Linked DNA regions of Homo sapiens: regions 1 and 2 are each linked to region 3. A link is an interaction called in ENCODE POLR2A ChIA-PET data of the cell type or tissue named here. Cell type or tissue: HepG2. All regions are shown on one strand. Links, peaks and the distances in the headings refer to the core of each region. The heading gives the core; the rest is flanking DNA.

Evidence for each region. ChIA-PET counts read pairs that join two places held together with the same protein. Peaks named below come from ENCODE experiments on the same cell type or tissue, not always from the same donor. Only the 100,000 strongest peaks of a DNase experiment are listed, where the experiment ranks them.
Region 1: POLR2A ChIA-PET joins it to region 3 with 14 read pairs; 8 of 35 experiments call an interaction of 5 or more read pairs at or near these places.
Region 2: POLR2A ChIA-PET joins it to region 3 with 15 read pairs; 15 of 35 experiments call an interaction of 5 or more read pairs at or near these places.

The regions. Positions count from the first base shown.
Region 1 is chr5:56,056,959-56,062,289 of GRCh38, forward strand. LOC105378976 (a long non-coding RNA gene) reads left to right here and starts at 2,062. Exons shown (of 2, transcript XR_007058777.1): 1 at 2,062-2,138. In HepG2, for the core only: no CTCF peak of the experiment used is centred there; DNase peaks (open chromatin) are centred at 1,603 and 2,043.
Region 2 is chr5:56,000,803-56,006,133 of GRCh38, forward strand. IL6ST-DT (IL6ST divergent transcript) reads left to right here. Exons shown (of 2, transcript NR_102755.1): 2 at 947-2,847. Among named protein-coding and RNA genes, the nearest start is that of IL6ST-DT, 8.3 kb to the left of the region's middle. RefSeq lists an enhancer at 2,359-2,653. In HepG2, for the core only: no CTCF peak of the experiment used is centred there; a DNase peak (open chromatin) is centred at 2,519.
Region 3 is chr5:56,121,050-56,126,380 of GRCh38, forward strand. The region is part of intron 8 of ANKRD55 (ankyrin repeat domain 55); the gene reads right to left. LOC101928419 (a long non-coding RNA gene) reads left to right here and starts at 3,052. Exons shown (of 2, transcript XR_241794.2): 1 at 3,052-3,209. It also overlaps the pseudogene RNU6-299P. RefSeq lists a silencer at 1,223-1,395. In HepG2, for the core only: no CTCF peak of the experiment used is centred there; DNase peaks (open chromatin) are centred at 1,792 and 2,992; H3K4me3 peaks cover 830 bases.

The DNA.
Region 1 (5,331 bases), core at 163-5,162, 64 kb before region 3:
AGAGCTCTGGCTCTCTACTCTAGTAGGACTTTGTGTACTGGACCATTTCTGACCACTTCTGTTTTCTCAACATTACTTTTTCTGTCTCCTATCCTCCCTCTAGAGTTGGTGTGAAACTAGACCTAAGGTGTGGTGAATAGCAGGGTCTTGACATGTTTGCCCTTTCTCAGTTTCCAGGTGACATTTTATTCTCTCCTCATTATTGCCTGAAGAAATGAGCTCAGCAAGGTGTGAGGAAACATAGTAGGGCTGTTGGCAGAGATATCTTTTGATAGGGGGAACATTTAAATGGATATTTTGAAGGAAATTGGCTTGAATATATTGACCTGTGTATATAACTGATCAAAATTCTGGAGTATTGCCAGGTGTGGTAGCCTGTGCCTATAATCCCAGCACTTTGGGAGGCCAAAGAAGGAGGATGGCTTGCGGCCAGGAGTTTGAGACCAGCCTGGGCAACATAGTGAGAACTTGTCTCTAAAAAGCTAAAAAATAGGTTGGGCGCAGTGGCTCACGCCTGTAATCCCAGCACTTTGGGATGCCAAGGCGGGCGGATCACAAGGTCAGGAGATCAAGACCATCCTGGCCAACAAGGTGAAACCCCATCTCTACTAAAATACAAAAAATTAGCCGGGCATGGTGCGGGTGCCTGTAATCCCAGCTACTCCGGAGGCTGAGGGAGGAGAATCGCTTGAACCCAGGAGGCAGAGGTTGCAGGGAGCCGAGATCGCGCCACTGCACTCCAGCCTGGCGACAGAACAAGACTCTGTCTCAAATAACTAACTAACTAAATAAAAATTATTGCATGTGGGTTGTGCACCTGTAGTCCCAGCTACTTAGGAGGCTGAAGTGGTAGGATCATTTGAGCCCAGGTGTTTGAGGCTGTGGTGAGCCATGATTGCACCATTCTACCCCAGGCTAGGCCACAGAGTGAGACCCTGAGTCTTAAAAAAAATTGGCCAGGCGCGGTGGCTCACGCCTATAATCCCAGCACTTTGGGAGGCCGAGGCGGACGGATCACGAGGTCAGGAGATTGAGACCATCCTGGCTAACACAATGAAACCCCGTCTCTACTAAAAATAAAAAAAACTAGCCGGGCCTGGTGGTGGGTGCCTGTAATCCTAGCTACCCAGGAGGCTGAGGCAGGAGAATGGTGTGAACCCGGGAGGCGGAGCTTGCAGTGAGCAGAGAGCGTGTCACTGCACTCCAGCCTGGGTGACAGAGCTAGACTCCGTCTCAAAAAAAAAAAAAAAAAAATTCCAGAGTGTTATATCCATCCAGTAAATGGTTATGGAGCTCTCCTATAAATTACTGACTCAAGGCAATTATTGTCTGGAATTTAACGAGAGAGAGAGAGAGAGAGAGAGAGAGAGAGAATTTGACAAACTTGGCTGGCATACACATTGATGATCCTTAAGGAAAACAATAAAACTGCCTCACAGGCCGTAAGGGAAAGCACACACTGTAATGACATCTCAGCAACTCGTAGCACAGTGCACATTTCCCACAAGGCTGTGGTTCCCCGTGTCCTCACCCGCCTTGGTTGTAATAGTGGCTAGCAGGCCGTGTTCCATCATTAGTAACATCTCTCTTTGTGGGAATAGTGGTGTAATTGTGGACAGAAGTTCATGTTGAGTTCTATTTATAGCTTCTGGTGACTCATTAATATGTTACCTTAGCAAAGGGTAGCTCCAGAGCCAGCCTTTTATTACTGTATTAGTCAAAAACATTCTCACTGGGGTATTCTGATACAATGAAAAACAAACTGTAAAACACTTCTAGCAATTTGCATGTCAGCCTTTTAATTGGTGTGATATTAGCACCCTTGCACGCTTTATTGGAAGCTACAGTTGTCAAAGGTACCCATGTCTACAAGTGCTTACCAACATGTAGGTTCTGTGTTAAGGGAAAGAAAAAAGAATCCACTTGTAGTCTTCTGAAGAGTTAAACTCTCAGTTGATCTGGAAAATATGTTAACCAACCTTCAAAAGTATTTTCGCTCCCGGAAGTCTTCAAGCCCTCTGTGACTATGCCCTTTGTAACATTTTTACACATGTGACCTTCACACTCACCACTTTGATTCCAACAGCGAAGTCGAAGTCGTGGTCAGGAGTAAGACTGAGCTGGGTAGAGATAGTAAGGTAAGACTTTGAAGCTGCTGTACTTTTATCAATTCAGTCTGAAAAACAGTCTCTGTGGTTAAGCCCATTAAATCTCTTGTGCTTTCATAGCAGCTTGGCTAAAGGTTATTACTATGAAGGCTGGAGGGAGAGTGGGAGATAACTTCGACCAGAGAGCTCTCACTGAAATGGGTTCAAAGGAGTTACTCATCTTCTATTCCCTTTAGCGGAACCTCATAATCGGATAGCACTTACTCTGTGCTTTGTTAAAAATATAGCATACAGGCTGGGCACAGTGGCTCACGCTTGTAATCCCAGCACTTTGGGAGGCCGAGGTGGGCAGATCATCTGAGGTCAGGAGTTCAAGACAAGCCTGACCAACATGGAGAAACCCCGTCTCTACTAAAAATACAAAATTAGCCAGGCGTGACGGCACATGCCTGTAATCTCAGCTACTCTGGAGGCTGAGGCAGGAGAATCGCTTGAACCTGGGAGGCGGAGGTTGCGGTGAGCCAAGATCACACCATTGCACTCCAGCCTGGACAACAAGAGCAAAACTCCGTCTAAAAAAAAAAATGTAGCATACAATGAAACTACCAATATCAAGTGCTAGCAAGGATTTGGAGCACTTGATATTTTTAAGAATTTTCTTACATTGCTGACGGGAATGCAAAATAGTACAGCCACTCTGGAAAACAATTTGGCAGTGTGAAAGGAAATTAAATCTTGGGATCCCAAACTCATTAAGCCAAAGGGAAAAGTCAAGCTGGGAACTGGGTCACACAAACCTGCTTCCCCATTTTTGGTTCCTAAATAAGATGGCTACAAGATGAAAAGCTACAAGCTTCCCCCATATTTTGCCCACAAGGAAATTCCTTGTGAGCTGCAAGATCTTCTAAGGTGTTTCTGTTAAAATTTCACCATGGCAATGTAAACTGATCCTTATCTTTATGGATGCTGTCACCCCTGGCCCACCAGACACAAATGCATATCAGATTGTTCTCCTGGCCCATTTTCGTCTATGTTATCTTATGGAAAATGCAGATTCCCAGCCGGGCGTGATGGCTCACACCTGTAATCCCATCACTTTGGAAGGCGGAGGCTGGCGGATCACGAGGTCAGGAGTTTGAGACCAGCTTGGCCAACATAGTGAAATCGCGCCTTTACTAAAAATACAAAAAGTTAGCTGGGCGTGGTGGCAGGCGCCTCTAATCCCAGCTATTTGGGAGGTTGAGGCAGGAGAACTGCTTGAACCTGGGAGGCAGAGGTTGCAGTGAGCCGAGATCGTGCCATTGCACTCCAGCCTGAGCGACAGTGCGAGACTCTGTCTAAAAAAAAAAAAAAAGCAGATTCCCTGCATTTTTTCCTCTGCCCCATTTGTCTATGTCATCTTATGTAAAAACCGCAGATTCACTGAGCCAGACAAAGGCATGAATGGCTATTTTTCCTTACCCTGCTCTTACATGAAAATTGTATACATCTCAATATCCTGCCCTTTCCCCTTTAAATTTGGAGCCCTCAAAATCATCTTCAGAGAAAGGCATAGACCTGTCTCCCAGGTGTGCAGCCTTAACTTTGGCAAAATAAACCTCCTAAAATGATTGAGACTTGTCTCGTCATTTTTCTTGATTGACAGCAGTTTCTTACAAAGTTAAGCATACACAAAGCATGTAACATAACAATCTCACTCCTAGGTATTTACTCAAGAGAAGTGAGCAGGGAACGGTATGAGGTAGGTACAGAGCATTCAGGCAGAGAGGACCACCTGCAGGAGAGTGACAACTCTGAGGAGGTGAGGAGACAAGGCATTGTCGTAGATGGAAGCTTATGGGGAGGCAACGAGATGAGGCTGCAGGCTGGGCTTTGTGGGCTGTGGTAGGGATTTTGGTTTCTATTCTGAGAATGATGAGAAACCATTAAAATGATTTAGGCAAGAGGGTGACATAATCAGATGTACCTTTTTAAATGATCAACCTGGTTGCAGTGTGGAGAGTGGACTGGAGGGAGGCAAGTATGCCCAGGGAGGTCATTGAGTTGTCTGGGAGAATTCCTGATGGGGCTTGGGATAGGGCTGTAACCTTAGAGATGCTCTCTTTTAATGCCCCAAATACCCCTAGGAAGGTTTGCACTGATGGCTTTTTTTTTTTTGAGATGGAGTATCTCTCTGTCGCCCAGGCTGGAGTGCAGTGGCGCCATCTCGGCTCACTGCAAGCTCCACCTCCTGGGTTCATGCCATTCTCCTGCCTCAGCCTCCCGAGTAGCTGGGACTACAGGCGCCCACCACCACGCCTGGCTAATTTTTTGTATTTTTAGTAGAGACGGGGTTTCACCGTGTTAGCCAGGATGGTCTCGATCTCCTGACCTTGTGATCTGCCCACCTCAGCCTCCCAAAGTGCTGGGATTACAGGAGTGAGCCACCATGCCCGGCCTCACTGATGTCTTTTATATAATAATATTTCTAGTAGAATCAAGAATAATGAATCACTTCTTTTCAAATACAGATTATAAAATACTCCATATATAAAAAAGAATTTATGTGATATTAAAGGAAATTAAATACCATAAAAAAAATCAGGACTTTCTTTCCTTTCTTCCTTTCTCCCCTCCCCTCCCCTTCCATTCCCTTGGGGTCTTGCTCTGTTGCCCAGACTAAAGTGCAGTGGCACAATCTCGGCTCACTGCAACATGCGCCTCCCAGGTTCAAGTGATTCTCCTGCCTCAGCCCCCCGAGTAGCTGGGATTACAGACAAAAGGCATGCCACCACACCTGGCTGATTTTTTTATTTTTCCTAGAGATGGGGTTTCACCATGTTGGCCAAACTGGTCTTGAACTCCTGACGTCAAGTGACCAACCAGCCTTGGCCTCCCAAAGTGCTGGGATTACAGGTGTGAGCCACCACACACGTCCCGGTATCAGGACTTTCTAATAGTTACAGCTTGTAAGCATTGGAAGAGGCTGGCTTGGGAGGTGACGGGAGGCCATGCTGTTGACAATTTGTGTAAGGGTGTGGAAGAAGGATTCCCAGGAGAGGAGAGAGGTTGGGTAGTTGACTGCAAAGGTGCTGATCCTAAAATCCTCTGCCACAATGCAACAAAAAGCAAAAATATTTGTTACAAGCAAAGCTCTTAAGGGGCATTTGAAAACCTGGGGTGTTGGTTTCTTAAAATCAAATGTGGAATTGTAGCTCCTGTTTTTGGTGAGTCCTTTGATTTT
Region 2 (5,331 bases), core at 159-5,158, 120 kb before region 3:
CACGCCTGTAATCCCAGCACTTTGGGAGGCCGAGACGGGCGGATCACAAGGTCAGGAGATCGAGACCATCCTGGCTAACACGGTGAAACCCCATCTCTACTAAAAAATACAAAAAATTAGCTGGGCGTGGTGGTGGGCGCCTGTAGTCCCAGCTACTTGGGAGGCTGAAGCAGGAGAATGGTGTGAACCCGGGAGGTGGAGCTTGCAGTGAGCCGAGATTGCACCACTGCACTCCAGCCTGGGTGATAGAGCAAGACTCTGTCTCAAAAAAAAAAAAGAAAGAAATAAGCACTGCTCTGTAAAGGTAAACACAGAGGAAGGGATCTAGCTCAGAGATCTCCATACTGTGGACTTCCAGGGATAACCCTGGTCAAATAGCCATGGGCTGGTCAATGATTTTGAGTTACTCTTTGAGAGGGAAGCTTGGCTTCAGAGAAGGAAAGGCCAGTGCAAGACATGTGAGCAGCAGTTAGGTGCATCCTATTCCTAGACACATACATAGGATAAGGAAGTCAGGTATTGGGACTGTAGCTTTGGAATGGACTATACTTGCTTCAGAATATTATCAGGGGGAGTTTGAGAAGCAAGGGCTTTCCTTCGTTGATTCTCCTTTCACCAGTCTTCCTGGAAAGAATATTCTGCAGTTACAAAATAGGTTCCTTGGCTGCCAGTCTGATACTTGTGCTAAAACCAAATAGATGAAAAAGTATCAACATGAATTTTAAAAAATATATTGTGTGAGCTTGTATAGCTAAGAATTCCCAGCCCCCTACATAGGATCTGAAGAAAGATCTAGTACTAATTGTATTAAATAATGGTTTAGGCAAATGTGTATCTGTCTCCTTAAGAGAGGAAGGCAGTCCCTACTGTAAAGTAAAAATGAAATGGATATACTTCCTGAGAGGGCTGGAATTTTCTGATAATTGTCCCCTCTGATTTTTCACAGGATTTACGGAATGGCCATCTTCCATAATTAACAAATAAATAAATGAAATTTAATGTCAGGGTCAAATGAAACTGGAAACAAAGCTTATCTGGTGATATATCAAATTATGAGAGTCATTATTTGGATGTAAGGATATATGACAGATAGACTCTTAGGAGAAATGCTATGACCTCCTGCTTCTTGGTATTCCTTGTGTGATTTCCTCCTCTTGAGTGTGAAGGCATGTATGTCATTGAGTTATATAAGATAGTGCCCATCTTGCTAGTGTCTCTCTCTCTCTTGTGGCTCTGAAAAATCAAGCTGCCTGCCATGTTTGAGCTTTGATATGGAAAGACCCACATGTTAAGGAACTGAGGGCAGACTCTGCCAACAGCTAGCTTTGAAACTGAATCTCCCGGCCAGGCACAGTGGCTCATGCCTTTAATCCCAGCACTTTGGGAGGCCAAGGTGGGTGGATCACAAGGTCAGGAGTTCAAGACCAGCCTGGCCAAGATGGTGAAACCCCATCTCTACTAAAAATACAAAAATTAGCTGGGTGTGGTGGCAGGCACCTGTAATCCCAGCTACCCAGGAGGCTGAGGGAGAGAATTTCTTGAACCCAGGAGGCAGAGGTTGCAGTGAGCTGAGATCACGCCACTGCACTCCAGCCTGGGTGGCAGAGCGAGACTCCATCTCAAAAAAAAAAAAAAAAGAGAGAAAGAAACCAAATCTCTCAGTCCTACAACCTCAAGGAACTGAATTTTGCCAACAAAAGCAGATCCTTCCCCAGTCAAGCCTCAGATGAGACAGCATCCTCAGCTAACAACTTGTTTGCAGCCTCATGAGAACTGAAGCAGAGAACCCAGCTAAACTGTGCCTAGACTCCTGACCACAGAAACTGAGATAATAAATGTGTGTTGTTTTAAGCTGCCAAGTATGTGATAATTTGTTATGTAGTGGAGAACTAATACAACAGGGAAAAGTTAAAAGCTATTCACATAAATATTTATAATGGATACTATTTCTACACATTTAAATCAAGCTTCTCTTACGTTCATAAGAAGATACGAATCTGGAGAAGGAAATTATATCAAGCAGAACGCTGCTCTGGTGTTGTGAAGACGGGATCCCACCATTCTAATGTATTCAATTTATTTATTCAATAAGTTTTGAGCATCAACTATGTTCCAGGCACTGAGATATTAATCTAAGGAAGACACACGTGTTGTCCTCATTGAGGAGCTCAAAAGTCTAATACATAAACCAACAATCATACAAAAATCATAGCCATGTTACAGTGCTATGAGGAAGATGTTAAGAGAATATTCTGGAAGTACTCATACATAAATACTTCAGAAACTGGGCATTATAAGAAGTCAGTTGCCTCTCTCTACTTTCAGTTCTACATTTTTATACCTTGTAGTGGATTTAAAATGGCCACAAATTCTTCAATACTCTTCTATGGAGAGATTTGAGGGCTATTTCCCTTCATCTTGAATTTAGGCAGGCTTGTTCAGGGTCTGGCTTTTAAGAGGAGCTTTCACCTTGGTCTGTGGAAGTCCTGAGTCACTGTGTACAAAGTCCATCTACCTTATTACACCATCTGGAGAGAGCTGAGACTACAGGGAGAGGGGGAGTGGCCCGGCTGATCCCAGTCTTCCTAGTGACCCTGCCCAGGAACTTGGCATGTGAGTAAAGCCATCTTGGAACCTCCATACCAGACCAGCCACGAGATGAATAATACTAACTGATCCCAGTCAATGCCACATAGAGCAGAAGAACTGCCTAACTGAATTCTTTCCAAACTGCTGACTCAAAAATTTGTATGGTATAATAAAATGTTTGTTTTAAGTCACTGTTTTGTTAGGAGTAATAAGCAACCAGAATAAAATTCTAATCTTTATCATGTACCGTGCTGAAAATCTGACCATCTCACTCTCCTTAAAACTCCGTCAATCCCTTCCCATTACCCAAATCCCTCTTGTATGTCATAGAAGTCCCTCATTACGTGACCTCTACCTACTTCTCTGGTCTTGTCTCCTAACATGGCCTCCAACTCCAGGCTCTCATATTACCTATTTGCTAATGGTTCCTGGGCCAGCATCCAACATACTGTTCCCTCCTTCCATGCCAAGAAGAGACAGCTTATTCTGTTTCCTTGGCCGGTCATTGCCTTCTTCATTTGCTTTGCCTAACTTGCTCACCGTGTAAAAATATTCATCTAAGTAGTTACTTCCTCTCAGAAGTCTGCTCTAGGCCATGAGAAACTCACAGCCAAAAATGCAAATGATTCCAGATGATCATTCACTGTAGAAAAGGAATTGATGGGCCGGGCGTGGTGGCTCATGCCTGTAATCCCAGCACTTTGGGAGGCCGAGGCATTAGGATCACAAGGTCAGGAGATTGAGACCATCCTGGCCAACATGGTGAAGCCCGGTCTCTACTAAAAATACAAAAACTTTGCTGGGCGTGGTGGCGCACACCAGTAGTCCCAGCTACTCAGGAGGCTAAGGCAGGAGAATTGCTTGAACCCAGGAGGCAGAGGTTGCAGTAAGCTGAGATTGCGCCACTGCACGCCAGCCTGGTGACAGAACGAGACTCCATCTCAAAAAAAGAAAGAAAGAAAAAGAAAAGAAAGAAAAGGAATTGAGGAAGAGATTTCTAGACCACAGAGCAAAAAGGGAATGGGGGAACCCAGATAAAATGGCAGACTGAAAAAATTCTTTGCTCTTTAAGTTAGTCTCTCCCAACATATACAATGTCATGGATGCTGTATTAGTCATTTGAACAAAGTGCTATGTTAATTCAGAAAAGAGACAATTAATTTTCCCTGGAGAGACTGGAGATGCTTTCTAGAGGAAGTGTGACATTGAAGCAAGTTCATGAAAGATGAGTAGGAACTCACTAAGGGAGATAATGGAGGGAAGCAGTTCTTGGCAGAGGGAACAGCAAGAGGAAGCAGTGGGAATGCGAAAGGACAAGGTATTACCAAGAGGTCTGGTGAGAGTAGATCAGGGAGTGCGGGGTGAGAAATAAATTGAGACGAGAAGGTGGAGGCCTTCCTTAAAAGCCATGCTACACAGGGGATTTACACTTTATTTTGTAGGGAGATATTAGAATTTTTAAAGCAGGATACTGTTGAGAACAGATTTGTGATTCAGAAAGCAAATTATATTAATACTGTGAAGGATGAATTGGGGGAACAAGAAACTGGAAGAGAGCTTGAACTAGAATAGCTCCTTATTTTGGAAGAGAAGGAAGAGGGTGTTCTGAATAATGCCAGGGAGATAGAATGGCAAGACTTGACAGTGGGATATGGTAAGAAATGTATGGACAGATCTGTGATCAAAGCCTGGGTTAATCATTGCGGATAAGCTGTATATTCTTAAGTAATTTCTTCCCCCTCCCCTCCCCTCCCCTCCCCTTCCCTCCTCTGTCCTCCCCTCCCCTGTTCTCTCCTCTCCTTTTTTTTTTCTTTGAGACAGGGTCTGGCTTTATTGCCCAGGCTGGAGTGCAGTGATGGGATCATAGCTCACTGCAGCCTCAAACTCCTGGGCTCAAGCGACTTTTCCACCTCAGCCTCCTAAGGAGCTGGGACTATAGGCACACACCACCATGTGTGGCTAATTTTTTTGATTTTTTGTAGATACAGGGTCTCACTTTATTGCCCAGACTGATCTCAAACTCCTGGGCTTTCACTCTAGTTGTGTCCTTTGTGGTTCTTGGATGTCATCACCCCCACATTAGGCACCTGCAGGTATGTCCTTGTCCCCACCTGAGCTCTGGATGTACATTCCATGCTACTTTCCACTTTTGTGTCTCATGGTCATGACTGTAAGTCCCCTTGGACCCTTTGTCAGCTAAATTATGTGTCTTTCTTGGGGGCCCGTTAGCTTTTCTGTGCCACTCTCGGGGCTGCAAAAGATTCAGAGGGACTGCCTCAGACTTTCCCTACCTAGGGCACTATATGTGGTCATCTTTACCTTAATTCTGTGACAACATTGTGGTCTAGGAAACATCTGCTAGGCTGCTGCCTCCCAGGATTCCAGATGTTAATAGATTCCCAACATTGTCATGAGCCTCCACCATGTCTCCCCAACTTGGAGCTAACCCCAAGTAAGGGGCATGGTGGAGGACCTTTTCTTAGATCTTTATTACCTGAAGTTATTTTGCTTAACACTCATTTCTCTACTTTTGCGCTCCCCAACTTGGAAAGTCTTTATCTAGCCTAGGGGTGGGGGTGGGGTAGGGGGGTTGATATTAGTGGGAGGGGCAATTAAGATGGGTCAGCAAGTATCTCCCCAAATCTTTCTGTCTTACTACTAAGGCTTTTGAATTTGAGAGTCCAAGAGTTTGGCACCTTCATTCTCTGCTAGTCAGTGGGTTTTTGTTGTTTGTCTTTCTAA
Region 3 (5,331 bases), core at 156-5,155:
AGGCAGGCCAAGATGGCGCCCGTGCCCAAGCACAGCACTGACACAGCTGAACATCATCTGACCTGAAGGGATAAGGACAGAAGACGAGGGGCCATCCTCCATCTCTATTCCTATACACCCATTGTATAAAATTCCAGAACCAAGGCACACACAATAAGGCAAGTGGGGTGGGGGGCTTTAAAAGACGAGTTTAGGTTTCCTACTAATCTAGTGAGATAACTCAAAAATAGAAATTAGGTTAAATTATAGATAAAAATCATTATAACTTTTAAAACTCTGGGCTGTAAAATAACATAAATACTTGATATAGTAAGTGTTCCACCACTTTTTTTTTTTTTTTTTGAGATGGAGTCTCACTCTGTCACTAGGTTGGGGTGCAGTGGCACAATCTCGGCTCACTGCAACCTCCGCCCCTGGGGTTCAAGCGATTCTCCTGCCTCAGCCTCCCGAGTAGCTGGGACTACAGGCGCCCGCCACCACACCCAGCTAATTTTTGTATTTTTAGTAGAGATGAGGTTTCACCATGTTGGCCAGGCTGGTCTCGATCTCCTGACCTCGTGATCCACCCGCCTGGGCCTCCCAAAGTGCTGGGATTACAGGAGTGAGCCACCACACCCGGCCAGTGTTCCACCACTTTTTAAAAAAGATTGTATGCTCCACGTGGGAGGGGAATGGGAGCCTTTCACTCACTGTGTGGTTCTGGCACATATAGAGGCTCCCAACAAGAAGGTCGAATAAATTGGTACTTTTGTGATACTGCTTTCTTTATTGTACCAAAGACAAAATAATTCTGGGTAGAATTAGACCCTGAATTTTTTTAACTCTGTGAGTAGAAATAAGAATTTCCACTATTCATTTAAAGAGCACCTACTGTTTTCTAGGAGGTCAAGGCTTGGCTTTGTCTTGGATGAAGGACTCTGCCTGTGTTTTGGTAACCTGTCCCAGTGGGTTTTTAAGTGTGCCTAATGTACAGCAAATACTTCGATCTAAAACAGAAGTTTGAGAAGCTGAAGCTTAGCTGAAGCATATAAAAAGTCAACTTGCTGGGAGATAGAGTTGCATCTCTGAAGATTATGTTTACTCTAAAAAAATGTTTCTTAAGTGTAGATTTATAGCTGCTCTGTGCCTATGCATTATTATTTTTGGAAGCTGTGGACTTGTAGTAGCTTAGGCAGTTGCCAGCAGGAGATCAGAGTTTGAGAGCTTGGAGGTGGCCTAAAGACGATTAGCCCTGGCCATCAGGTCATCCTGGAAAATACTGTGAAAAGGTACTGGACGTTTGATTCTACACATAGTTGTATTCAAGATTGAATAAACTAGGCCAGGCACGGTGGCTAACATCTAGAATCCCAGCACTTCGGGAGGCTGAGGTGGGTGGATCACTTGAGGTCAGGAGTTCAAGACCAGTCTGGCCAACATGGTGAAACCCCTAATCTACTAAAAAAAAAACAAACCCAAAATTAGCCAGGCATGGTGGCGCACACCTGTAGTCCCAGCTACTCGGGAGGCTGAGACAGGAGAATCGCTTGAACCAGGGAGGTGGAGGTTGCAGTGAGCTGAGATCGTGCCACTGCACTCCAGCCTGGGTGACAGGGTGAGACTCTGTCTCCAAAAATAAAAGATTGAATAACTATATTTTGGATTAAGTACTGATGTCACAAAACTATGTTCTGATTTTTTTCTGGGGGTGTAGGGAGAGGCAAAGGGCAAAGGGCAAGTTGACATTCCTTTTTTGAGATACGGTCTCACTCTGTCACCCAGGCTGGAGTGCAGTGGTACAATCACAGTTCACTGCAACCTTCACCTCCTGGGCTCAAGCAATCCTCACATGTCAGCCCCCTGAGTAGCTGGGACTACAGGCATGTACCACTATGTCCGGCTAATGTTTGTATTTTTTGTAGAGATGGGGTTTCGCCATGTTGCCAAGGCTGCTCTCGAACTCCTGGGCTCAAGGGATTCATCTGCCTCAGCCTCCCAAAGTGCTGGGATTACAGGTGTGAGCCTGGCCCACATTCCTATGAATGGGGTCTTCTGTGCAAAGAATGACTATCCCTCTGGTAAGTCACTCGGGAAATGGGCAGTCCTGGGGCAGGAAAGGAGGTCATGGAAGACCTCTCCTCAGCCTTGTGCAGGGCCTGAACCTTGGGCAGAAGGGCACTTCTGAGAGGGCCAGGTGGTCTCTCAGGCCTGGAGGCAGCCTGGCAGCTGGACAGAGAAGGGCTGGGTTGGGTATATCTGTGAACGGGGTTGGACATGAGTATTTGGAGAGCATATATGTATGTATATTGTGTGGCCCCAGAATTACCAGGTACAGATTGTATCTTCTGTCAATTAAACACCTTTTTCCTGTTATGCTAGAAGCAGCAATTTTATAACACGTAATAGGGCCATGTATTTTTCAACACAGTGATCAATCACACTGCATATTTGAATGTGGCAGATGTGATTAGTTCCATTCTATGTGAGAGAGGTCTCCAGGAGACATTTATTCTGAAACAGGACGGGTCCCCAGCAGATTATGTCCTCCCATTTAGACAGTGTATTGCCAATAAATTCAGCAGATGGAGGGCTGGATGTTGATCTAGTCAGGCTTACCAACATGTGATGATTCACTCAGAAGCTTTGTGAAATACTCCTTCATGACAATTACTAAGACCGACTGTTTAAATTCCTCTGACCATCAACATGGAAGCGATCCAGAAGAACAGGGTTTTGCTGAGTAACGAGGGGAGCATATAGATAATCTCTAATATACTCATGTCCTTGGGGCCAGTCTGTGGTACCTAATTTCAAGTTGTCTAAACTTTAGCTCCTTCTTATCTCTAAGCTTCAGGATGTCCTGCAAACACAGCCAATCTGCCTCAGCTGTCACAGCAGGGGGCTAAAGGGCAGGGCCCATGATTCAGAAGGAATTCAGCAGAGACAAGAGTGGGCGGATGTGGTGGCCGCTGAATGGCAGGAGATAATGGGTCCAAGGATGCAGCGTTGGTTGAGCTATCAGTGACTGAGGAATGATTAATGAAACATGTAAACATTCCCCAGAGAATTCCCAGAAATACACAGAGAGCAGGACTTGGTAACAGACTTTCCTCTCTGAAGACAAGTAAACTGCATATTAAAGCGGACTGTGACCTCATAGACTGATGAAATTTGAAACACTTAAGCTACATATGCTGCTTCTGGGTTATGTGTTCTGTGTCATATCTTAGGTAAGTACTACAATGTTTTAAGTACCATAGACTTATGATGTGTTTTACTATCTGGGAGGCCTAGTTCTTCATATTTTCCTTCTACCTCTTTTTATTACTACTTTACTTTTCTTTCCTTTTCACAAAAACTTTCAATAGGAAAAACTTTCACTAAAAAAGAGAAGAAGGAAAGGGAAATCACAATTATTGTAAATACTTAAAGCACATAAACCTGTGCAAACTTTGAAAAATTAAACTATTTATTTTTGTTTTTTTTAATTTTTTTTTGAGACGGAGTCTCGCTCTGTCATCCAGGCTGGAGTGCAGTGGCACAATCTCAGCTCACTGCAACCTCTGCCTCTCAGGTTCAAGCAATTCTCCTGCCTCAGCCTCCGGAGTAGCTAGGATTACAGGCGTGCGCCACCACGCCCGGCTAATTTTTGTATTTTTAGTAGAGACAGGGTTTCACCATGTTGGCCAGGTTGGTCTTGAACTCCTGACCTTGTGATCTACCTGCCTCAGCCTCCCAAAGTGCTGGGATTATAGATGTGAGCCACTGTGCCTGGCCCTGAAAAATTCAACTATTAACAGAAGCTTATAGCTTCAGCATGAAGGCAGAATTTCATGTTTTGCTGCAGAAAACGTGGAAAAAAATGGAGGCTAGGATTTGATCAGTACATGAGGCCTCTGAATTGAGTACTGGATTGGAAAGGACTCTTCTGGATATTTTACTTCCTTTTGAACTCTCCTTATCTTTGTACTTTCTTTTTTCCCCTTAGTTTTACTTTCCACCATGAGGCCTAGAGAATTGGATTTTCTTTGCTAAGTGGGTGGTATTGCAAAATGGGAACTATTCTGTTCAAAGCTGGTTCTAGGAGTGTTTTGAAGTAGATGAACTTTCCCTCAGCCTGCCTTTCTGAAATTTGTTCTTTTTTTAAAAAATGGTTAATTCACTTTTTTCCTAATGTAGCTTATGTTCTTCTACTTTCTTACTTGCTTAGGATCAACATCTGCTCTTAGGAAAACACTTACTTTTTTCTTTTTTCTTTTTTTTTTTCAGACAGAGTCTTGCTTGCTTAGTAACCCAGGCTGGAGTGCAATGGCGCGATCTTGGCTCACTGCAACCTCTGCCTCTTGGGTTCAAGCGATTCTCCTGCCTCAGCCTCCTGAGTAGCTGGGATTATAGGTGTCCGCCACCACACCTGGCTAATTTTTGTATTTTCAGTAAAGATGGGTTTCGCCATGTTGGCCAGGCTGGTCTCAAACTCCTGACCTCAAGTGATCCACCCATCTCGGCCTCTCAAAGTGCTGGGATTATAAGTGTGAGCCACCACACTGGCTGGAAAATGTCTACTTTCAATGATTTATACTTTAATTTTACTTAAAGTCATTTAACCATCTCCAACTTCTGAGACCTATGTAGAACTCCCCATTTTTTCCCTGAGTTAAAAGAATTTCAGGTATTAATAGAGAAGATTAGCGTGGCCCCTGCGCAGGGATGACACACAAATTTGTGAAGTATTCCATATTTTATAAAATAATTTTTAAAAAAAGAATTTCAGGTATCTGGGAGTAGGAGGTGCTTTCTTGGGGCATCTAAAATTATGATAAGTAGGCTGGGCACGGTGGCTCACGCACGTAATCCCAGCACTTTGAGAGGCCGAGGCGGGCGGGTCACCTGAGGCCAGGAGTTCAAGACCAGCCTGGCCAACATGGTGAAACCCTGTCTCTAATAAAAATACAAAAGTAAGCTGGGCATGGTGGCAGGAGCCTGTAGTTCCAGCTACTTGGGAGGTTGAGGCAAGGGAATCGCTTGGACCTGGGAGGTGGAGGTTGCAGTGGGCTGAGGTTGCACCACTGCACTCCAGCCTGGGCATCAAAGCGAGACTCCATCTCAAAAAAATAGATAAAATAAAATAAAATAAAATAAAATAATTACAAGTAAGGGGCTAATTTTGCACTTCAATACAAGAGGATAAAGAAACCAGAGTGCTCAAGTCTATACTTATTTTTGATAGTCTTGTTTGTTGTTATATTTTTCTTACATTTCCATTGACTCAGTGCCTAACCAAAACAGTTTAGATAAGCAGGGCATTATAGATGAAAAGCTACAAGTTTGAAAGACAGGTGTACAAATCTTCAT